Regions from separate parts of the Mus musculus genome. Here regions 2 and 3 are each linked to region 1. The links are chromatin loops, found by intact Hi-C in ENCODE. Cell type or tissue: gastrocnemius. All regions are shown on one strand.

Region 1 (2,500 bases):
TTTTCCCCCACTCTTTACTCCCCCAAATTCCTCCCCACCTCCCCTCCCATCCAGATCTAATCCGTATCTGTCTCTCATTAGAAAAGAACGGGCTTCTAGAAGATACCAAACAGCAGAATAAAATATCAGATAAAATGGAAAACATCATATTGAAGTTGGATATGACAAGCCAACAGAAAAACAAAAATGCACAGGAGAAGGCACAAGAATCAGAGACACACCCATTTACACGTGCAGGTGGCCCATAAACTGAAAGCTGCAGTATGTATGCAGGGGACCTGGTACAGACTGGTATAGCCCTGTGCTTGCTGCTTCAGTCCCTATAAGGTCACATGAGTTTCACTCAGATGTTTTTAGAAGGACTTGGCCTCCTGGTGTCCTCCATCCCCCTGGCTCCCCCACTTCTTCTGCTTCCTTTTCTGAGGAGTTCCCTGAGCTCTGTAGGGAGAGACTTGATGAAGACATCCCACTTAGAGCTGTGTGTTCCAAAGTCTCCCTGTGTAATATCTGGCTGGGAGTCTCTGTATCCGTCTGCTGAAGGAGGACACCTGATGGCCAAATCTCTCTCTTAGGAATCTCCCTCTCCCTCTCCCTCTCCCTCTCCCTCTCCCTCTCCCTCTCCCTCTCCCTCTCCTTCTCCCTCTCCCTCCCCTATCCCCCTCCCCCTCCCCCTCTCTCCCTCTCCTTCCCCTCTCTGTAGTCTCTGGTTCTATACTATGTGACTGAACTATCTAGACTCTGGTTCTTGGTCACAAATGTGCTCATAACAGCTGAGTGCCTCTCAGGCCACACACTGGCATTGTTATGTCCCTAAATTTACTCACTTGTAGTTGTAGCTGGATATATAATTGACATATTTTGTATTATCAAATAAGCACAGTAGTGCATAATTTGTGGGATTGTTGTGGAGGACAAACTATAAAATATATGCAAAGACTTGTCATGTGGCATACACCTTTAATCCCAGCACTTGGGAGGTTAAGGCAGGAGAATCTCTATGAGTTCAAGGCCAACCTGGTCTACAGAGTGAATTCCGGAACAGCCAGGGCCATGCAGAGATACCCTGCCTCAACAAACAAACAAATACATGTAAGGAACTGACCTCAGTAAATGATAATGAAGATTGTATTTGTGAATAATGTCACATCTTCAGAAATAAATAAATTCGGAATTAGACGCAAGAACACACAAACATACACACACACACAGCTTCTGTGTGCCAGGTTCCATGTTGTAAATATGGCGGTGATGAAAGGAAGTGAAGGGAACCGAGGGGTGAGTGAATGTATTATAGTGACAATTGCAAGAACCCGACCACCTGCAAGTGCCTAACGATTGGTGCAGTATCACAAAGTGGACACACGATGGCGCCAGAAACCATTATTTGGAAGTCAGTCCACTAGGGTTCCCAGTTTCCTCTGAACTCTCCTATTAGGGAGAAAATGTGACTGTAATTCTAAGCTGCCCATGTGCATTCCTATCAAGAGAAGGAAACTAGTGGTAAATCTTTCAGATAGCTGCAGAAACATCCAGGTTGACCTAGGGACTGAGAACTATGGCTCCTATAAAGAGGGGACTGCTCTAATGTGCATGAAGTTCTGTGTTCTGCTACCAGCAGGATACAAAAGCAGAGGTGGAGGTGCGTGCCTTTAAGCCTAGCACTTTGGAGGGAGAGTGAAAGGATCTGAAGTTCAAAGTCAACCTCTATTACATAATAAGTTTGAGGGCAGCTCAACTGGGCTACATAAAACCCTGTGTCCAAAAATAGTAGGATTGGTAGTTCAATATGTAATGTAAAGGCTCTAGCAACCACATTCAGGAAAATAAAAATAAACATGGAGCTAATTTGCATAATGCCTTGTATTTAACTCTGAATATGCAATATGATTCTGTTAGTGTGTGATCATATACAAAACATTGAAGTATTCTATGTGCGTGTATGTGTGTGTTTGTGTGTGTGTGTGTGTGTGTGTGTGTGTGTGTGTGCAGGCCAGAAGACAGCTTCAACTATTGTTCTTAGTCACTGTCCACTGTTTTTCTTCAGTCTATCATTGGCCTGGAACTTGCCAGGCGGGCTGGCCATCGAGTCTCAGATATCAGGCCGTCTCTGCCCCATGAGAGGATCATAAGCACACACCACCATGACTGGCATTTTTACTGCATGGGTTCTAGAGGATGGAACTTGGGTCCTTGTGCCTGCAAGGCAAACATGTTACCATCTTCTCTGTCTCCCCGGTCTGCAGCTTGTTGATTTGCATGGACTGCTAACTCAGTTTCCTCTAAAGCCCTTCCCCCCCCCCCCCCCCCCCCCGCGCCTCCGCCAGGAAGTCGTAATAACGCGCTATTACCTGACGGAATGCTTTTGGCTTCCAGGCCCCACCCCAATGCCAAGGAGCTTACAGTGTGGAAATGCCTACATTCAAGAAGAAATCATTTTTAACGGCTGGTATTATACTGAGAGCTGGAGAACCCGGCGGTGGGGGTGGGTGGCACACTGAAA
Region 2 (2,500 bases), 830 kb after region 1:
AGGCATCAACTTGTATCAGTCTAGCGAGCACAGGGATCCGAAGATAAACTACCTCCTCTGCTCACCTGTATCAATTTCCTTACCCTGCCCTCCCCTTCTCTTTGTTGTAGCTAAGGACGACCTTGAGCTTCTGCTCCTCCTTCCTCTGGTCCCTGCATGCACCAGGACACCTAGTTTCATTCAGTGCTGGAAATGGCATACAGGGTTCCTTATTTGCTAGACCAGCATTCTTGCAACTATCTGCATCCATAACCTGAGAGCTTGATAGCTTGAAGGGTTCCAGGGCATGCAGTAGGCTAGCTCCACTGCTTCTGGGTCTAGGAGCAGCACACCACGGCAAGATCATAACGGAGAATGCCACTTATCTCATAGTCAAAACACAAAAGATGTAGAGACCAGTGTCCCATGATCCTTTATGGGATCGCCTCCAGTGACCTAAAACCTTCCATCTACAGTGCACTTTGGTTGTTGTTGTTTTGTTTTTACGAGAAGGTCTTACCATGTAGCCTTGCCTGGCTTGGAACTCTTTATGGAGACCAGAATGGCCTTGAGCTCATAGAGATCCACCTGCCTGTGCCTCCTCAGTGCTGGGGTCAAAGGCTTGGGCCACCACATGTGGAACTAGGCACCACTTCCTAACAGTTCACACCACTCTGTGACAGCATCACAGTGGGGATCAGACCTTTAATGTGTGGGCCGGTGTGGGAACATTCTAGATTCAAACGACAGTAAATCTTATTTTAAAGGACCAGTCCACGCAACTGCCTAGCTTTTTGCTTATTTGATTTTGGTTTTGTTTTATTACCAATTTGGTTTTTGTTTTGTTTTGTTTTGTTTTTTAATTGTTGGTTTTGCAGCAAGGCTTTCAATCTCAAGAAAAGACCAATCTGTCCTAGATAATATTTGAGATAGGAAATCAATGCTAGGATAGCTATAAAATTCCACTTAAATATTGGAGAAATTCCACTGACATGAAATTATATTCAGAAGTTAAATCTGTTTTTCAACTTCGAAGGATTTCTTTGATGGAAGATTACCATCCCAGGCCCCGAGGACTGACTTATCCATCTGCCACCTGGTGGCCACTCTGATAGGCACATTATGCTAATGGGGCCACCTTTCGTTGCTTTTCCATCCTCCCTGCCCCAGCCTTCTGTGTATACTCTAAATCCGAGGAGAAGACTCTTGTCCTTCCTTGAAAAAAAAAGCTGATGAATTCACAGGAGGAAGGCACCTTGTGTTTGAGGGAAATCTGTAAGTGTTGAGGCTTTGTATTAGTTACACTTTTCCTGTTTCTTTGACAAAGAAAGAAAGAAAGAAAGAAAGAAAGAAAGAAAGAAAGAAAAGAAAGAAAGGGAGAAGAAGAAGAAGAAGAAGAAGAAGAAGAAGAAGAAGAAGAAGAAGAAGAAGAAGAAGAAGAAGAAGAAGAAGAAGAAGAAGAAGAAGAAGAAGAAGAAGCGGCAACTTAGACAGAGAATGGTTTATTCTGGCTCTCAGTTTCAGGTGGGGAAGCCATGGCGGCAGGTCACGTGGGGCAAGTGGTCACGTGGCGTCTGCAATCACGAAGCAGAGACCCGGGATGAATGCTGGTCTGATTCCGTCCAGGACTGCAGTCCAGGGAATGTGCCACCGACACTCAAGGTGAGTCTTTCCTCCTCTGCTCAACCTTTTGGGAAACACCTTTACAGATGTGTTCAGAGGGGTATCACAGAGGTGAGTCTAAATCCTGACAAGTTGACCATTAAGATTAACCATCCCAGGCCCTGTGTTTTCGATTTTCTTCTCTTTTATTCTCTGAAGTTTAACAAAGGAGACTGCAGTTTTTGACTAAGAATGGCCCCCATAGACTCAGATTTGAATGCTTAAGGAATGGCATTAAGTGGTGTGGCCTTGTAGGAGGAAGTATGTCTTTGGGGGTGGGCTCTGGAGATTCAAATGCCCAAGTGAAGACCGCCCAGTGCCTCTCTCTCTTCCTGCTATCTACCGACCCAGATGTAGAACTCTCAGCTCCTTCTTCAGTACCACATCTGTCTGTCCTGGTATCTCTTCACAGTCACAGAGACCATGACTAAGAGACTTAATCTTTCCAATCTTTTAGCTTTTACATTTTATTTATTTTGTGTGTGTGCCTTGGCATGCCTATGGAGGTCAGAGGGCAACTTGCAGGAAAATTCTCTCCTACCACCATGCGGGTCCTGGAGGTTAGGCCTGCCATGCTTGGAAGCAAATGCCTTCCTTTAGCCACTGAGCCAAAACAATGCTTTAATGACTCTCTCAGTTCCTCAATAGAATCCAAGCTCCCTTTCATTGGCTCCCCAGCCCTTGTGGCCCCTTCTTGTCTCCTGTTCATAAGCTCTTCCCAGCCTGTCCATCCACTGTCCCTCAGCTAGAAGTGATTTCCCCACTATGTGTAGCCTTCATTAACTCTCCAGTCTCTTTTGAAATTTTACATTTATTTAGTGTTTGAGTGTGTTGGTGTTTTCGTGGTCATGCTATGGTA
Region 3 (2,500 bases), 630 kb after region 1:
GGCCACAGCCACCCAGTGAATGTGACTTAGCAAAACTAAGTCTGCACTCTGAACAGATGCTCTGACAGTCTCTAGACTTAGGCCCTGCACATGCGATCACAGTTCAATCATGTTTGGACTAGTCCTGACTTAGTGTAGTGCCTGTGAAGGTGGGATGTGGAGGGTCAGCATAGATGAAGACGAAGTAAGGTGGCAGACATGAAGGCACGATCCCATGCTGTCACCCCTGGCAGCCTGATGAAGCCCCTCAATCTTTCAGGTACCTCCACCTGGGTAAAACGGGATAGTAGCTTCCATGCATAAAATAATTTCAGGATGAAGCCAGTCTAGAGTAATGCTAATGTTTATTAAAAATGGAAAGAAAGGCACCCAGGGAAGGAATAAGGCCCCCATTAGAGAGCATGGGTTCAAATGTCTCCAAGAAGAGTCACAGTTAATCCAGGCATTTTAACACAGAGTTTAAGCACAGGAGTTAAGGAAGAAACATGCTAGGAAAGAATGAGACATACCCAAATGTGGGTAGGGGCTTCTTAAAAGAGAGCTGAACTTCGTTATCCCATTGTGACTACATATAGAAATCTTTATATGATTACATATGAGATTTTCAAACCCTCTGGAATCCCATTGTTCAGCAGATATCTAAGGGATGTCTTGATTCTCTATTTTGATAATTAAGATTATAGGGTGGCTCCAGAGGTACCTTGGACAGGGTTGAAATCTGATAAAACCCGGAGCCACTGGAGTTGCACAAGAGTGTCAGGACACATCCTTTTAGTGTAAAGGGGGTTCTGGTGAGATACCTATGAAATTGCAGGCTTGGAGCTCAGAAAGGACAACAACCTTAAGTAGGTATTAACTGTGCTGGAATTTTTGCTTCTTTGCTGGGAGAGGCTTCAGCCAGAGTCTTGGGATGCCTACCAAGAACAATTTCTCAGAGACCCAGCAGAAGGCCTTTGGTAAGCCAGTAACACTGTGTGACCGTGTATTTCTTGTTTACACAACAGTCAAATGCCATCACCTCCCTGGATACCACTGTACTAGGAAAAGTCACTGAGCCTGGCTGTCCATTTCACCCACTGCTTTCCGCAACCACTGCCTGCCTTCACAAGCACTGCGAGGCTGGTGCTGGTGTGAAATCACTCCTTGGATGAGCAGTGCTCAGCCCAGTAGTGACACAGAAGTTCAGAGAACAGACTGCCCAGTAGGGCTGGGAAAGAGAAACAGTATCCCTGTGGTCGAGACACATACCTGAGCCTGGAGGGTGAGTTGTCATTTGTCAGGATCAAAAGTAAAGGGTCTTCTAGCAAAAATCAAAAGCAGACCAACCCATTCTTCTGTACAGCCTGGTGGGTTTGCCTGGTGCAAATAGGCGCATCCCTGAAGGCTCTTGGGGAATCTAAAATGTAGTCTTTCTAGAGCCACCAAGTCTTCTTTTTCCATTCACACAGAGGTGCCATCTGCTGGCCAACTCGTGTGCCTACAGGGACAGGTCTGCCCAGGTAAGAATTTAGGAAAGAGGAACTCTTTCCTCTCCCTCACCCTTTTCCTCTCCTTTTATTCCCTTTTCCCCTCCTCCTTCCTCCTTTTCAAATTTTAATTTGTTTTTTGAGCATTTCATACATGAGTAAGAAATTTATTTACATCATTTTATCCCTTGCATTCCCCTTCCAATTTCTCCTGCATCATCCTACTCCCATTCAAAGTTGCAAACTAGACTTCTCTCCTCTCTCTCTCTCTCTCTCTCTCTCTCTCTCTCTCTCTCTCTCTCTCTCTCTCTCTCTCTCACACACACACACACACACACACACACACACATACACACATGCATACAAACACTCATGTACACACACTCACACACACACACATATGTTTAGTGCTGATCACTTGGGATTAGATATCCTTATCAGGGGGCTCATCCTGACATAAAGCTGATTCTCCTCTTATTTGCACAGCAAGCACTTTACCAGCTGAGCTGCCTCACCGGCCCCATAAGTCTTCATTTCTAACAAGCTTCTAGACCATGGTGGTCATGCCAAACCCTGGACCACATTTCAGGAAAGAGATTCTTCTCTCCTTCTTTCAGCAGGACTCCCAGATCCCAATGCCCACCTTCCATCTCCCTATAATGTAACAACACACATCTCGTCTCCACTTAAGACTTTGGGTTTTCTATCCATACTTCTAGGCCTGGTAGTAGACAAAGGGCTCACCCTGTCTTTCTGTTTAACTTTATATCTACTCCATCACTATACTGAACTGCTGCTGTATCCCTGTATCCATGGGAACATACTCTTAAGACTCCCAGTGGATTTCTGAAACCACAAATAGTACTGAGCTTGGTACCTACAATAACCCCTTCTATATGCACATACCTTTGATAATGGTAATTTCTCACTTAGGCACAGCAAGAGACTAATGATAGTCATCCTCAAAATAGAACAGTTACAGCAATGCATTGTGTGAATTTTACCTCTCTTGGGATATCTCACTTTCTTCTGTC

What was found. A loop is a pair of places that touch in the nucleus more often than their neighbours do. Peaks named below come from ENCODE experiments on the same cell type or tissue, not always from the same donor. Only the 100,000 strongest peaks of a DNase experiment are listed, where the experiment ranks them.
Region 2: a loop joins it to region 1, with 5 times the contacts of the local background. A loop is called at or near these places in 24 of 42 quality-filtered maps.
Region 3: it touches region 1 in a loop (6-fold over the local background); 5 of 42 quality-filtered maps call a loop at or near these places.

The regions. Positions count from the first base shown.
Region 1 is chr1:120,585,299-120,587,798 of GRCm38, forward strand. No RefSeq gene overlaps it. Among named protein-coding and RNA genes, the nearest start is that of Gm41939, 14 kb to the left of the region's middle. In gastrocnemius, no CTCF peak of the experiment used is centred here; a DNase peak (open chromatin) is centred at 1,362.
Region 2 is chr1:121,418,205-121,420,704 of GRCm38, forward strand. No RefSeq gene overlaps it. Among named protein-coding and RNA genes, the nearest start is that of Ccdc93, 12 kb to the right of the region's middle. In gastrocnemius, a CTCF peak has its summit at 1,080 (motif pointing left); a DNase peak (open chromatin) is centred at 1,095.
Region 3 is chr1:121,214,591-121,217,090 of GRCm38, forward strand. No RefSeq gene overlaps it. Among named protein-coding and RNA genes, the nearest start is that of Gm41940, 31 kb to the right of the region's middle. In gastrocnemius, a CTCF peak has its summit at 1,468 (motif pointing left); a DNase peak (open chromatin) is centred at 1,450.